Linked DNA regions of Homo sapiens: region 2 is linked to region 1. A link is an interaction called in ENCODE POLR2A ChIA-PET data of the cell type or tissue named here. Cell type or tissue: PC-3. All regions are shown on one strand. Each heading gives the region's core, and the rest is flanking DNA. Links, peaks and the distances in the headings are about the cores only.

The links. Peaks named below come from ENCODE experiments on the same cell type or tissue, not always from the same donor. Only the 100,000 strongest peaks of a DNase experiment are listed, where the experiment ranks them.
Region 2: POLR2A ChIA-PET joins it to region 1 with 6 read pairs; 2 of 35 experiments call an interaction of 5 or more read pairs at or near these places.

Annotation. Positions count from the first base shown.
Region 1 is chr5:149,005,939-149,012,247 of GRCh38, forward strand. SH3TC2 (SH3 domain and tetratricopeptide repeats 2) reads right to left here. Exons shown (of 17, transcript NM_024577.4): 14 at 4,332-4,454; 15 at 2,913-3,063; 16 at 943-1,139. Among named protein-coding and RNA genes, the nearest start is that of MIR584, 53 kb to the right of the region's middle. In PC-3, for the core only: no CTCF peak of the experiment used is centred there; a DNase peak (open chromatin) is centred at 1,393; H3K27ac peaks cover 1,373 bases.
Region 2 is chr5:148,787,283-148,795,171 of GRCh38, forward strand. No RefSeq gene overlaps it. Among named protein-coding and RNA genes, the nearest start is that of ADRB2, 35 kb to the right of the region's middle. In PC-3, for the core only: no CTCF peak of the experiment used is centred there; DNase peaks (open chromatin) are centred at 3,399, 3,549, 4,249 and 4,609; H3K4me3 peaks cover 1,060 bases; H3K27ac peaks cover 2,500 bases.

The DNA.
Region 1 (6,309 bases), core at 69-2,568:
CAACACAACTCTAGAAGTCACCAAAATAATAAGAAGTTCTGGGGTGGGCATAATGGCCTACTACACCTGTAATCCCACCATTTTGGGAGGCCAAGATTGGCAGATTGCTTGAGTCCAGCAGTTCGAGACAGGCAACATGATGAAACCCCATCTTTACAAAAAATACAAAAATTAGCCAGGTGTGGTGGTGTGCACCTGTGGTCCCAGCTTCTGAGGAGGCTGAAGTAGAAGGATTGCTTGAGCCCCAGATGCAGAGGCTGTAGTGAGCCAAGATTGAGCCATGCTACTCCAGCCTGGGCTACACAGCAAGACCCTGTCCCAAAAAAAAAGCAAGCAAGCAAAAAAAGAAGTTCTAGATTCAGCAAGCAAGAGAAGCAGGGATAAAACCTTCTTAAGATCTAAGTATACTTAGTTTAAAGGCCCCATACCTCGTTATCTCAAACATGTTAATATGCACCCACATTTCTCATAAAATGTAGCTTTACATTACTTTATAAGAAATGAGTTGCAGTTGACTAGTTGGTCTGTAACATTTTATGGACAAACTCTTAAGTATTCATTTTGATCTTCATTTTAGACCTTATAGTTCTTTTGTTTTGGGGTCTTGTATATTTCCATAGGCCCTTGAGAGACTTACAGGCAATGTGCCTGTAGTATCTGACAGATAAAGAAGCCACAGACATGGTGGCAAGGCAAGGAGAAAGAGGAACCATGGTCTACTCCTCAGCGAAGATGGGAGCACCTTTGAGATCTTCAGCAGGGTTAAGTGGAAAGAGCTTCCATGTCCCCTGTAAAGCCACTCCTCACCCTATGAGACAAGACTTCTCATCTTGGCACTCTGGTTTTCTCAGCTCCACCACAAAGGCTCCTCATTGTCTTTGAGTCAGGAAGGAGAATGGTTGGGTGGTGGCTGTCAGGAAATCTGGGAAGTCTGGCTCTTACCTTCAGCTGGCAGAAGGTGAGTCTGCCCAGGCGATAATACACCTTGGCATAGTACAGGGCCTCCTTGGGACTCTGCAGCCATGGTGGACAGAGGGACAGGGTCTTCAGGTAGCAGTCCTCAGCCATCTCATACATGTGCAGGGAGTAGTACACTGTAGCCAGGCGGTGAAAGGCCACCAGCTCTTGCCTCTGATCTCCTAAGAATTGGAAGACTGAGAGAGATATCCTGCAACCAACACTTTGCATCATTTGTTCACTCATTCATTCCATAAAACTTTTTGAAGGTCTACTAGATGTCAGGGACTGTGCTGGGGCATAGGAAATAAGACAGAAGAGGTGCCTGTACTCATAAAGCTTATTGTCTCACATGACAGACATTCCTTAAATAATCCCACAAACAAATGTAACATTACACATGTCATAAATGCTACAAAAGAAAATGCAGGGCTCTATAAGAGTGACTAAGTAGAGGATGGGTCAAGGTTTCCTGGAGTGATTCCCAGAAGAAAATTTTCTCCTTATTGCAGATGCTACTGTAATGCAGGATTCTGAGAAAGAATTCTTCTTAAACCCTTTTAATGGGACATGGTGACAAGTCTAGCTTGATGGAGTAGCTAAGAATTGCAATAAATCACTCTGTATAATAAATGTCTTCCTCACACAAAAGTCTCTCTCTTCAGAGAATTATCTTGGGTACCACCATGTAGCAGTCTCTCCTTGGCCCCTTTACCTACTGTCAGTCTCAGATAAGCTACAAACACCTGTTCACACTTAAACCATGCTTTAGAATGCTGGTTTCTAACGGGTCTATGACTTGTTGTTTGGTGGATTTGTTTTAATACAGAGCAATCTTTTACAGGGAACAAAGGCTTACAATCATGTCTTTGGAATATTTGCAAGGTGGCTGTGGGATACCATCTAAAAACATCACTTTTAAGCTTCAAAGAGCCAAAAGCCAAAATTAAAAAAGAAAATCTAAGAGAGAGAAAATTCTCTGATATGGAAAAATCAGCCACAGGGGAAGTACTTATATAAAGGATGCATACAACCTCCCTTCAGCTCCCATCCAGTGAGGGATAAAGAGTGCTCAGAGGAACTGCCTGGGGCCTCCAAGGCCTTTCCTGAGATTAGCACACAGTCACTCAGATGAGATCCTATGCAATAAGGAAAAAGGTAGGGAAAAGAGGGAAGGCTCTCTCAAGAATGCAATTAGACAAAATAAAGTCCGGTATCATCCACACCCGATGCCCTTGAAAATGCCCAGAAGACCCTCCTGGAATCATCACAGAATATTACATTTACCCTTACATCTAATCAAGGCTTCTCTATCAAACCTGCTTTTCTTCAAACACCAACATTCAAGATGAGGGGTTTTTAAATCTTTTTTATTCTGCCATTTATCTGTTCTGATGACTATTATTGTTTCCCACTAGCTTTTGACATAAACACAAGATATTCAGCTATGTTCTGAGTTAGGGTAATGGGAACCTGACCTTCATTTACATTTTAGCTTCATGGGAAAATGCACTTTTAACTAAAAATTAACTAATTTAAAATTCAGGGCACAGTCCTTTTGCAATGGGAACATAGCTTATGAAGAGAATAAAATATCATTTACTTTACACTTGGGGAACAACAGCACCTGTAATATAATAATAGTGTGGCACAGGCAACACTTACCAAGGACTTACCATGTACCCAGGATTGTGCTATGGCTGTTACATGGATAATCACTGGTCTTCATAACAACTACCATGAGGTGGGCACTATTTTTAATCCTGATTTGGTGATGACAAGCTTGAGGCTTATAGAAGTTAAGCAACTTGCTTAACTAAGGTCTCTCTGACAGTTGGACCTGGGATTTGAACCCACACAGTCTGACTCCAGGGCCTGCGGTGTTATTGCTTTGCTGTCTATCCTTGACTAATCACCCCTCTCATTCAACACACCCAATAGTGAAGACCACCCACCTGTGACTGTGCTGAGCCTGGCGGCCAGGGTGGCAAATTCCAAAGCCTTCTCATAGCCTTCGAGGCTAATCTGCAGCTCTGTCAGCTTATTGAAAATCCGGAGCTCAGTTCTCACCGCCTTCAACCTCCTTGCTAAAGGAACAGCTCCAGCCTAGGAACAGAAGCCCAAGGAACCTTAGTCTAGCTAGGAATCCTCAGTGCATACCATAGCTAGGAGACTTATCTTCTACAGGCAGGGGTTGGGGAACGGCAGTGGACTAAAACAAAGGGGAGTCAGCCATGTTTCCCTGTGTGCCTTTACTCAACCCTCTCTCTCCTGATCCTTGCTCATGATGTTTTGCCCAGATCTTAAAGTAGAAGAAGTAGAGGGCATTGGGCTTCCTATAATTGGGGAAACCTGGAGTAGGAAAGGGAAGCGGCTTTTCCCAAGGTCACGTGGAAAGTCGTTCCCTTCTCAGCTGTGTGCTCCCCTAGCATCCATGGTGCTATCTATGAAGCACACATGAGTACACGCATAGTGTGGGAATATCTCAAAAAGTGGTCATTTCTATGTTTTTATCATGATAGAATTTTAGGCAAATCACTTCATCTTTCTGAACCTTAGTTTTCTCATCTACAAAATGCATATGAAAATAAGCCCCTCAACAGTCAGAGACGCGTTCCCTGTTCTTCCCCACCCCTAGCTCAGTGCCTGGCACAGACTGGGTATTTGCTAGCATTTGATGACTGAATAAACAACTGAACAAATAAATAAATGAATATCTGAATGAATAAAATTTTACGATCAAATTAGATAATGAGGCTTCCTAAACTTCAGTTGGTGATGAACAACAATCACAATTTTTGACATATCTGCTTAATATCTGGACATTCATTTAATTTGTGTTATTCTTAACATCAACTCTTTTTCTTGCCTCATCCTTCGCAATAATATCTGTGAAGTCATAGGTTTGATGAGCTTGTATTATATATTTTTAATTTTAAAAAATATATTTTAATACATGCTTATTAAAAATATGATCAAACAAAAGCATTCATCTACATAACCCTTTAAATAATCTCCCACCACACCCCCAGTAGTAAATGGGAAACACTGGTAAACTCAAAAGTGTGCTGCAGACCATAAAGTACCATGCACCCAAGAGTCTGAGATGGTCTTGATCTCCTGGACTCAATTATTTTGATGTATTATCCGAAGAAGGATAACTTATCAAGCCTGAGAATGACTAAGTTTATCAGAACCTTCCCTGAGCTCCCACTAGGTTGAAGAGAGAGTGAGTAGGTGGGCACTGGACAAGAAAGAGAGAAAAATGAAATACAAGCAAGAGAGGAGAAGAGGGACTCAGGCCGAAGTCCAGCCTGACCCTTCCCATGCCCGTGCCAGGACCTGTCTCAGCAAACTGCACAGCTTGGACTTACTCGGTAGTACTCCACTGCATGATGCCTGTGGCGGGTCCCATTGAAGAACACATCACCTGCTTCTTCATAAAGTTTGAGAGCCAGCAAAGGCTCCTCTGACTTCAGGGCTGTCTGGATGGCTGCCTAGGTGGGACAGAGACAGCTGTTAAAGGCAGAGAGGAGGGCTTCCTGACCTCCACAGGACTGGCAGAGCTAAGACGCAGACCACCTAAATCAACTAATCCTCTGCTAAAGTCCCCCAAATCCTAAATGTCTTCACACTCCTAGGGCTGGTAAGAGGACTTTAGACATTCTCCAGTCTGGCATTTCCCCATCCTGTTATGAGAGATTGCTTTTGGTGGTGCTAGATTATTTTTAACAGTATATAGAAAAACATTTTGTTTTACTAGTTAAGTATTTATTTTAATGTGTTTTAGAAAAAAAAAACTAATAATGCATCCAACCTGCAACTTTAGATAGTATTGTGTAGAATAAGGCTAAGTGTAGAAAAAGCTACGTTGATTTGATGTTGAGTCAAAGAAAAAGAAGTAAACAATGGTATAGAAGGTACATGTATATAGCAAAACTATGAATTTAATATGTAAATAACTGAAATGGAAAAATAGTGATCCACTTCAACATCTTACACTTTCCAGATGGAGATAGTGTGGCTCAAAAGAAAACAGAACCTCCCCAGCTTCATGCCAATAGTCAGTGGCAAACAAATGTTGGTGTCTTCCATCCCAGTACCCTAACCTCCACAGCTTCTTTATCTCTAGCAAGCTATTTTGGATTTCATCTACACAAAATGTGCTAAGGAAGTTGAAGAGTAAAGAATATACCACTGCACCTGCAGCACAGTTACAGGACCTCAAATAGCCTCAGGTCCAGAATGATTCACTTCCATGGAATTGACCCTGCACAACATCAGTTAGGTGGCAGCCTGGGGTTGGGTGAGGCCTGGGACCAGTTCTGGCCAGTGAACATTTCATCACTGGGGCAAGATGCTGCAGTTGCTGTGTTATTGCATGGGCAGCTACAGAGAGAGAGAGGGGCAGTGAGATGGAATCCTGGAGTCAGGAGGCTTTGCCACCAAAACAATGCACAATCGGAACAGTGCCCTCTGGGCTTCAGTCTCCCACAACATGAAAGGAGAAGACTGAATTGTCTGCTCTCTGGAAACCCTTTCAGCCCAAAAATCGCAAGGCAGATGGCGTAGAGGCTGAGAGTGAAGGCTCTAAGTCACACTGTGTGCAGTTCTCAGCTCCACCACTTACCAGTTGTATCACCTTGGGCAAATTACTCAGCCTCTCTGAGCTTCCTCTGTAAAATGGAAATTATAATGGAAAATCCTACTGCGTTTATAATGAGGGTTAAACTACGTCATGCAAGTGAAGTGTTTGGCAAAGTCTCCTGTACATAGGAAGCATGCAATCAGGGTTATGCAGCTATTAAGTCTCAGTAGAAGTGAATTTGTGCAAGTTTATGTGCTAGTATAAGGAGAAGTAAAAAGAGAGAAAATAAAACATGGGAAAGAAAAAAACCGGTATATTTTTGTAGAATTAAACATCTTACATATCACCACAGTATTTAACATCGATATTGTACAGATAGTAATAAAACACTAAAATATAATGTATTAAACATTTACTAAGTTCTGAGCACTTAATAAATGCTTACTATGCATTTACTACTATGCAAGTGAGATATATAATTTTTGTTTTACTAATCCTTATGCTAAAAGATAGAGTTCAGTTCCCCCATGAAGAAACTGAATCCCAGAGATGTCATATGGCAAGCCCAAAGTCACACAGTCAGTCCATATGTGATGGCCCTGGGATTTGACTCTAGGCTTTTCTCTCTTCAAAGCCCAGGCTTTTAACCACTACACTGTACCACATCTCTGATATTAAAAGTATGCAAACAAACAAAAAAATAAGAGAATAATATTGTTAATACCCCACATACACACCAACCTTGCCTCAAACTGCAGCAAAAC
Region 2 (7,889 bases), core at 2,255-4,754, 220 kb before region 1:
TATCTGAGACTGGGTAATTTATAAGGAACAGAAATTTATTTCTCACAGTTCTGGAGGCTGGAAAGTCTAAGATTAAAGCTCCGGCTTCTGATGACCATTGAGGGCCTTCTTGCTGAGTCTTCACAGGGCAGAAGCTAGCCGGCTAAACGCCTATGCAAAGCCTCTACTTTTAAAAGGGTCTTCATCCCATTAGTGAGGGAGCAGCCCCAGGGCCTAATTATTTCATGAAGTCTCCACCTCTTAATTGCAACACTGGCAGCACCTGAACTTTGCAGGGGACATGTTCAAAACATGGCAGTTCTATAAGCATGTACTTTCTTTAAAAGGAAGACCATCTTCAGTTACTCCCAAATTATCTCCTTTGCTGAATCAGAAAACACCTGTCAGGACTCCAGAGATTCCACAGTTAACTTACTTCTCTTTCTTTACTCTTGGACCCACAATAAGTTATGTCCCTATGCTGAACTGAGAAAGCATTTATAAATAAAAGACAAGTTTAATAAACCTCTTCTTTTCACCAAATAAATCCCAGTTCAGAAATGCCAGCAGATGTCTGAAACAGCAAAGAATAATGCATAAATTTATTGCTTTATTTTACCTGGAATATCCACGGTATCAATAAGTTTTTGTAGTTGAAAGATAATCTGGAAATCTAGACTAGTAATCTTCAATTCTGTTCTACAGAGATGACTCAGGGATCACCTTTGGGATAAGGGGTGACAAGGTGGGAAAGTAAGCACAATTCCTTTGTCTCTCCTCCCACACTCCCCCTGGAGCTCCAAATGCATGAGCAATTCAAGCAGAGCAGCTTTGGTAAAATATTGGCTCCATAGGCTAGTGTTTCCAAACATAACAGCATATAAAAGTCAAATGAGGAGTCTTTAAAACATTGAGTCCTGGGCCGCACACCAGACCTATCGAATCGGCATCTCTAGTAATGGAGCCCAATGATCGGTATCAGTTTAAAGCTTCTCATTTAATTCTGATGTAATCCAAATAAGGGAAACTTTTCTAAAGAAGACTGGAAAGAAGGAAACATATGACCTCTGCTGAAATGTTTCTTATTATGGGAGCTTCTCCCCAACAGAAGGCATTTGTAATTACTAAGAGAGAACACCCTGTCCATGGAGCTGAGCTAGCTCTTTCTGCCCTCTTATGCTACTTAGTCCCAGTGACCTCCCTCATTCCCAGGACAGATGAGGGCGTTTACACCTGGGTGGCTGCCCCCTCACCATAGAGCTTCACCTCTTTTCTGTTACCCAGCTTCATCCACCTTGCCATAAGAGTCAACAAGATTCAAAGTCATTCAATCATAATTCCTTAACTTCTGGCTAGAGTTTTTGACCCAAGCTGATTCAATCAGAGCACTCCTCCACGACTTTTAAAGATTAAAGCTGGAATATAGAATCTTTTCTTTTTGAAGTAATAGAGCTAGACAAATGTAAATCTACGGCCACTAGTGGTCATATCTTCATCGTAGTGGGTCCCATGATGGGCCTCTAGATATGCCACCAGATCAGGACTGATGCATTGACACTGACTACCGCAAATGCCACTAGTACGACTCACAGCTGAATCTTTCTCTGCACAAGGAAGCTGCCTTTCCCTTGGTTTCCCAGCCAGCCACATCCAATAATTGGTTAATATAGAGGTATAAAGACCTGATACCTCTGTTTAAATTTGGGAAAATCTTGAAGAGCTATCGCAGCTCCAGAGATCCCCATGGGATTGGATGAGGCAATTGTTGTGAAGGCACTGTAGCCCAACTTCTCCCTCTTTCCCCTCTTGCTTCCTTCATTCTCTCAGAGCTGGTGTCCACACAGATCTCCATCGGAGAGTTTGTTTTCCCAGGGAACCTAACCTATGTCATTATGGAAGAAACCCATCTGCTGAAGGAGGAAACAGGGCTGAACAGAGACAATAGAAATGAGAGACACCCATATGGAATCCTGACTCTCTTAAATCTTCCAATTGTGCATAACTATACATAGTTCTAAATAGCTCACCATCCTGATAATGTGATGCTCAGGCCTGAATATAATTGTCCAAGGCTGGACCCGCTAGACTAGAGTATGGGGGGATTTTACACTCATGGAACTTCTTAATTTAGCTGAACATTAGATGAGCTTTTTAGAAGCCCCAAAATCCTGTTGGTTTATTGGAGACTGTGTTCAACAAAGACTCCTACATTTCCTTCTGTTGAGCCAGCTACCTCTCCCTGCATCCAAACATCATTTACTCTCCTTGAAGAACTGCCTACACTTTATGGCTGGCAGTATTTCTTAGCCTTTTAAACACATGCACCAAATATGAGCACAGATCTGGAAGAAGCTGAAGGGACGAGGAGGTGGGAGGTTGTTTTTGCAGTTTATAGTATAAAAACAGTAAGTTACATGGAACACAATTTTTCCAAAACTGCACAAACTGTTCAACCATCCTATGTTCAGCCCCCTAACAATTGTAGAAGACATCTCTTTTATGACGACTTGGAGTTCTTATAGTTCTTACTTAGAACTTTTAAGCAGCGCTAATATCTGTGGTGCACATAACAAAAGTTCCAGAGATATTCCCTTTGCCAGTAATGAAGCTAGGTCTGAAAATTATATGCTCTGGTAACAAAGTTCCAACGAGAAAAATTGAAGTGGTAACAAATTTGAGCAAGTTTATTTTCTTTAATTTCTAACCATGAAATGTTTGGATCTGTATGGGACTTTGAAGATCATCTAGTGCCAGAATGGCAAACACTCCCCACTCCCTTTATGTCTCTCCTCCGCCAGAGTCCTTGGCAGACATTACTATGGGACTCAAGATTCTTCTCACAGAGCTTCAATGCTGCTCATTTTCCAAGGATCTTCTTCCCAAGGATCCAAATGATGTTCCATAATTCTCAGCACACCGCATCAGACAGCTACTACCAATTAATTGGTCTGGAAAACTAGACAAACTTTATTTCCTTTTTTTGCCCCAATCACCCTACTCTCCTAAAGGGGTAAAATCATTGACCCAAATTTATGTAATGCTTACTAATCAAGCTTAAACTCCTGATTCCCAAATCAGTGCTCTCTCTCTTTTTCTTCCCCCTCTTCATTGAAATTTCTCCAGTAATTTTAACCATTATATGCCCACAGGCTAGTCAGGTATGAAGAATTCTGGACCCAACTTCAACTGGCATGTCCTCCATTATCGAATGAGTGTGTAGCTGTTGCTCACGCTGCTTATGACATATGTAGGAACATAGAGGCCATCTGAAGGAAGAGAGGTGGTCAAGCTGGGCTCCAGTTCCCACGCGGTTATAGATGCTTCAATAATAATAATAAAATGCTACGACAAATAGAAACATGCCCTGCACCCAATGACTCATGGCTCTAAGCTAATCCCACAATGGCCCCACCTCAGTATTAAAAACACGAGAGAGAGAGAGAAATATAATTCCATGTATGTCCGTCTGTTTGGTAACCAAAACAACCAGCCATAAATGGGAAGTGACTCCCTGATAAATGGTTTTGTGTGAAGTTAAGACCATCTCACTTGCTCTTGAACTGTCACCTGGGGCCTTGAAGAAACAAGTGGCCCTAAGGCTATTTGGGCTCCTTTAAAAATGCTAACCCTCTCCAGTGCCAGCACCATTTTTCTTGTGCTTAGAGGATGGCAGCACTATAGGTGGGATGGAAAATAACCAGCTGGCATGAGGTGCCCTAGGAGCCAGTCTGAAATTACAGGATGATGTGTCAGGATCCAGGAAATGATGGGTGCAATGAGTGGGTCATTCTTTCTCCTTGGCACACGAGAACACACCTAGAACTCTAACCTCCATCCTAGGAGGTCTGAACGCCAAAGTGAAATGAACTTTAGAGACACCAGACACAATCCCACCACTTAGTAGATTATTAGAATGAGGACCAGAGAGGGAAGAGACCTGGCTAAGGTCACACAGCAAGTATGACTGGTGTTTCCAAAAGTAGATTCTTGGAGTAGTAAAAAGAAACTGGAAACATGTAAACATCAGGAGCAATGATAAACTGAAATAATTCATCCAGTGAAACGCCACCTGGTCTTGAAGGAAGAGAGGTGGTCAAGCCAGACTCCAGAGCTGCTCACCACAGGAAGGAGGGGTCCCATCCCCCACCCACATCCACAGCCCTACCCCACCAATGTGTCCCCCTTTTTCCATCTCTGACTCTTACTAAAGCAAAATGCTAGCTACAAAGTGACTCATTTTGGGAAATAGACTTTGTGACTCAGTTCTGCTCTCTAACCACTAGACTAAGCTCCTCATGACTTAAGGAGGTTTCACTACATCTATCAACAAGCTGAATGAGAGGGGATCCCCTTGCATAAAAGACAAATAGGTGGTTTATCCATCAGTGGTAGGTACTATGAAATAAAAGGCAATGTAATATGTAATTAATTCAGTATACATTAAACTAGGATCAATGCCAGACATACTATCCTCTTATATCCTCATAACAACCCCACTGGTAAAGACAATTATTCAATGTATCTAGAAGCTAAGAATCAGAGATGGTAAGTGACTGGAAATGAAGTTTGGGAGAGGTTAGGTGACTTGTCTGAGTTGGCAGAGCCGGGATTCAAGCCAAGTTGTCTTGGTTTCCTCTGCTCCATACCCTTGGTTCCCAAACCCACACCCCACTGTGGCATTTTTCACATGGCCAAGGTGATACAGCAGAGGCAAGCTTCCAGTCTCCTACCTCAAAGGCACAGCGACCTCTGTGATTTAATCACCACAACAGTTCTGTGGAGGGTTGGCAGGGGATTTGTCAGATAAACAACAACAACAAAAACCAACAGATTTCAGAAGCATAAATCCCACGTGGCCTGGAGGCAACCATTTTCTGTGTAGTAGCCTCGGTCTTCTTCATTTGTAATATGGGGATAATTAGAGCATCTACCTGATAGGTTTGCTCTAAGGACGAAGTGAGATAATATAAGTGAAAAGCACTTTGTGTAAACTGCTAAGTGTCATTCAGTGAAAAAAGAATCAGAGACATGCCGAAAGGACAAGCAAAATGCTAACCCAATGAACTGGGTCTAGTATAAAACCATTACTTGCCTCATAACAAGAAATAATAGTGATATATATCTACTTAATGCCTACAGCTTTATAGTTTATATAGAGTTTTTTAGAACACAATTCTTTTCAAATCAATAACCAATAGCCATGATTTGAGTCTTTTCTAAAAATGTATTTGGTATAGCCATTTACATGGTGAAGCTATAATATATATGCTAGGTAAGTTGTGGCAGCCTATGTTAGAAATCGTATATAATTCTAACAAATTTCTTCTGAAGTAGGTGCTGCTCCACAGCTAATGAGAGGAGAAGCTGAGCTTTGAACCTAGGCCTGGCCTGACTTTCAGGAACCTACGGTGCACACTTTTCCAGAACACCACAACTCACTGCACCCTCAGCAGGCCCCAAAGCAGAGTGTTATCCACCCAGGAAACAGCCATGTGCAGCCGAAGAAACAGCCACATGCATCCTGAGGTATGAGACATGAAACCTCCTTCCTAGAACTTGAAAGAGCTGCCACGGCGAGGAGGACATGAGCCTTACTGTGGGTCTCCAGGGTTCACCTCACACGACTTTCTCTGGCCCCTGTGAGCAGCTCCCCATCCTGCTCTGAGTCAGGCTTCTTGTTTCTCATTTTTCTTCCTAACATATTTTCCCACAGTGCTTTTTCTGAACTTCTTCTTTCCTGAAATCCCCAGCTCACCCTGAAGGACCCTACCACCACCTTTCTCCCTAACCCCACTTCCCAATTTTCCTCTATGCCTGTGATTCATTCTGTGAGTTAACTGGGGAGGGTGGCCCTAACCTCTCTCTTGCATGTGTGGTTGCCATCCCCAGCCTTTGACAAGGGAGCAGCATAAAGGCCTAGGGAGTGGGCCCTCTAGACCGACTCTCTGGGTCCAAATCCAGGCTCTGCTCTTAGGGCCATGTGGGCCTAAGCAAGCAAGTTGGCCTTTATGTAAGCTTCAGAGAGACCTGTCTCAAGGAACCACTGTGGGGGTTAGAGGAGATTATGCTTTTGACAAGGGCATGTTACAGAGCAGCCATTATCAGTGGATTTGCATGCATGACTGGTTCCATCATTGGTGTTACCCTCCTACCACCCCATCTCCAATCTCTGAAAAAACATCTTTTCTTAAGCCAAATTTTCCTCTTACTCATCCATTTCAACCTCCCCCAGGAATATAGTCCCAGGACTCTTCTTCCTGTCTATGACATAATCTAATTCCTCTTCCACCCTACCCACCTCCTTGTAGACCCCCCCATCTCTGTTACAGACACCTCCACCCCTGGCATCCAAGGCAGGACATCTAGCAGTCTGTCTTTTCCTATGCCTCTATGCCATCCCATCATAGTGACCATGGCCTTTGGACTCTTCCTAAGCTGCCTCCCTGGCTTCACCTTTCCTTGCCACATGTCATTGTCCTCCCTATTGCTCACCCCACAGCCTTCCTCACCACAACACTCCCTTCCCAACCTTGCCCCTTGGTTCTTCTGTTCCCCATTCTTGGAGAGCCCTTTTCTCTCCCTGCAGGGAAGGAAGTGCTTATCCTTCAAAGCACAACTTATCCAGGTGCTTCTCATCATTTCCAGTTAGGTTTCAATTTTCATAGTCTGCCCAGTTTTCAAATTATATTATTATATGTTTATGCTTTGCCCCTAACTAAATTACAAGCATCTCAAGGGCATATCTCACATGTCTGTGTATCTCCTTACAAGTCCTAATAGAATGCCAGATACAGAAAATGCCTCTGAAAACATGCATTGACCAATTGATTTAAAAATCAGTCTACAAGCTTTAGAAAAAAGAAGACATCTGAGTTAAGAATTATATTAGCTAACAGTTGCTCAGTTCTTGCTATGTCCTAGATAATGGACTCAGTAATGAGAAAATAAAATGAAAGAATAGTATCTACCATTGTATCAAATATCTTACATGCATTGTTCATTTAATCTTCACCATAGCTATATGCAGGAAGTACTATTATTATGCCCATTTTGCAGTGTCACTTATTAAAGCAATTAGCTCTGTGGGAGAAGAACATAAACAGAGGCTCAGCTATTCCACCAAGTCATGCAAACAACCAGAATTTGAACCTTGATGAAACATCTTTTTTTCACTTATGCAATAAATATTTCTTGAATTCCTACCATGTGCCAGGCATTCTTCCAAGCTCCAGAGATAGAATTGTGAAAAAGACAAGCACATTCCCTTCCCTCTTGGGTCTTACATTCTGGTGAGAAAGGAAAACAAGAAATAAGTAATCTAATGAATATATAACTCAATGTGGGTAGTGCAAAGACTATGAAATAAAGGCAGCAGCATGTGGGATCAGAAAGTATTTAGCGGAAGACATGGGAGCTTCAGGTCCAGAGGTCCAGGAAGACCTCACTGGGCAGGTGACAAGTGAGATACCTGAGTGAGAAGAAGTGTGAGCACGGGAGGATGTGGGCTATGAGCATCCCCTGTGAAAGAGAGAGCACATGAAAAGACCCTGCAGCAGGAATTAGCTTGGCATCTGTGAGAAAGGCAGAAAGGTTACCAAGAGCTGGAGTGGCAGAAAATTATGTTGAGGAAGTAGAAGGGGGCAGATCACTGGACCATAAGAGTCTGTCTTCTTTTTGCATATTTTGGGAGAGCCCCTGAAGAGTTCTGAGCGGAGGAATGATATATATGATTTGTGCTTTTAAAATATTGCTGTCTAACCGATTGTTGCACAGAGCTGTTTATGAGAGACCAAGTGGTTTCTGAAATAACTGAAGTTTTGTGGCTAGACATGGTTCATCTGGGATGATTTCATTAAGGGGCAAATGTGGTTCTGAGGGAAAAGAAGACAGTTTGGCTCCCAGGAAGGGGG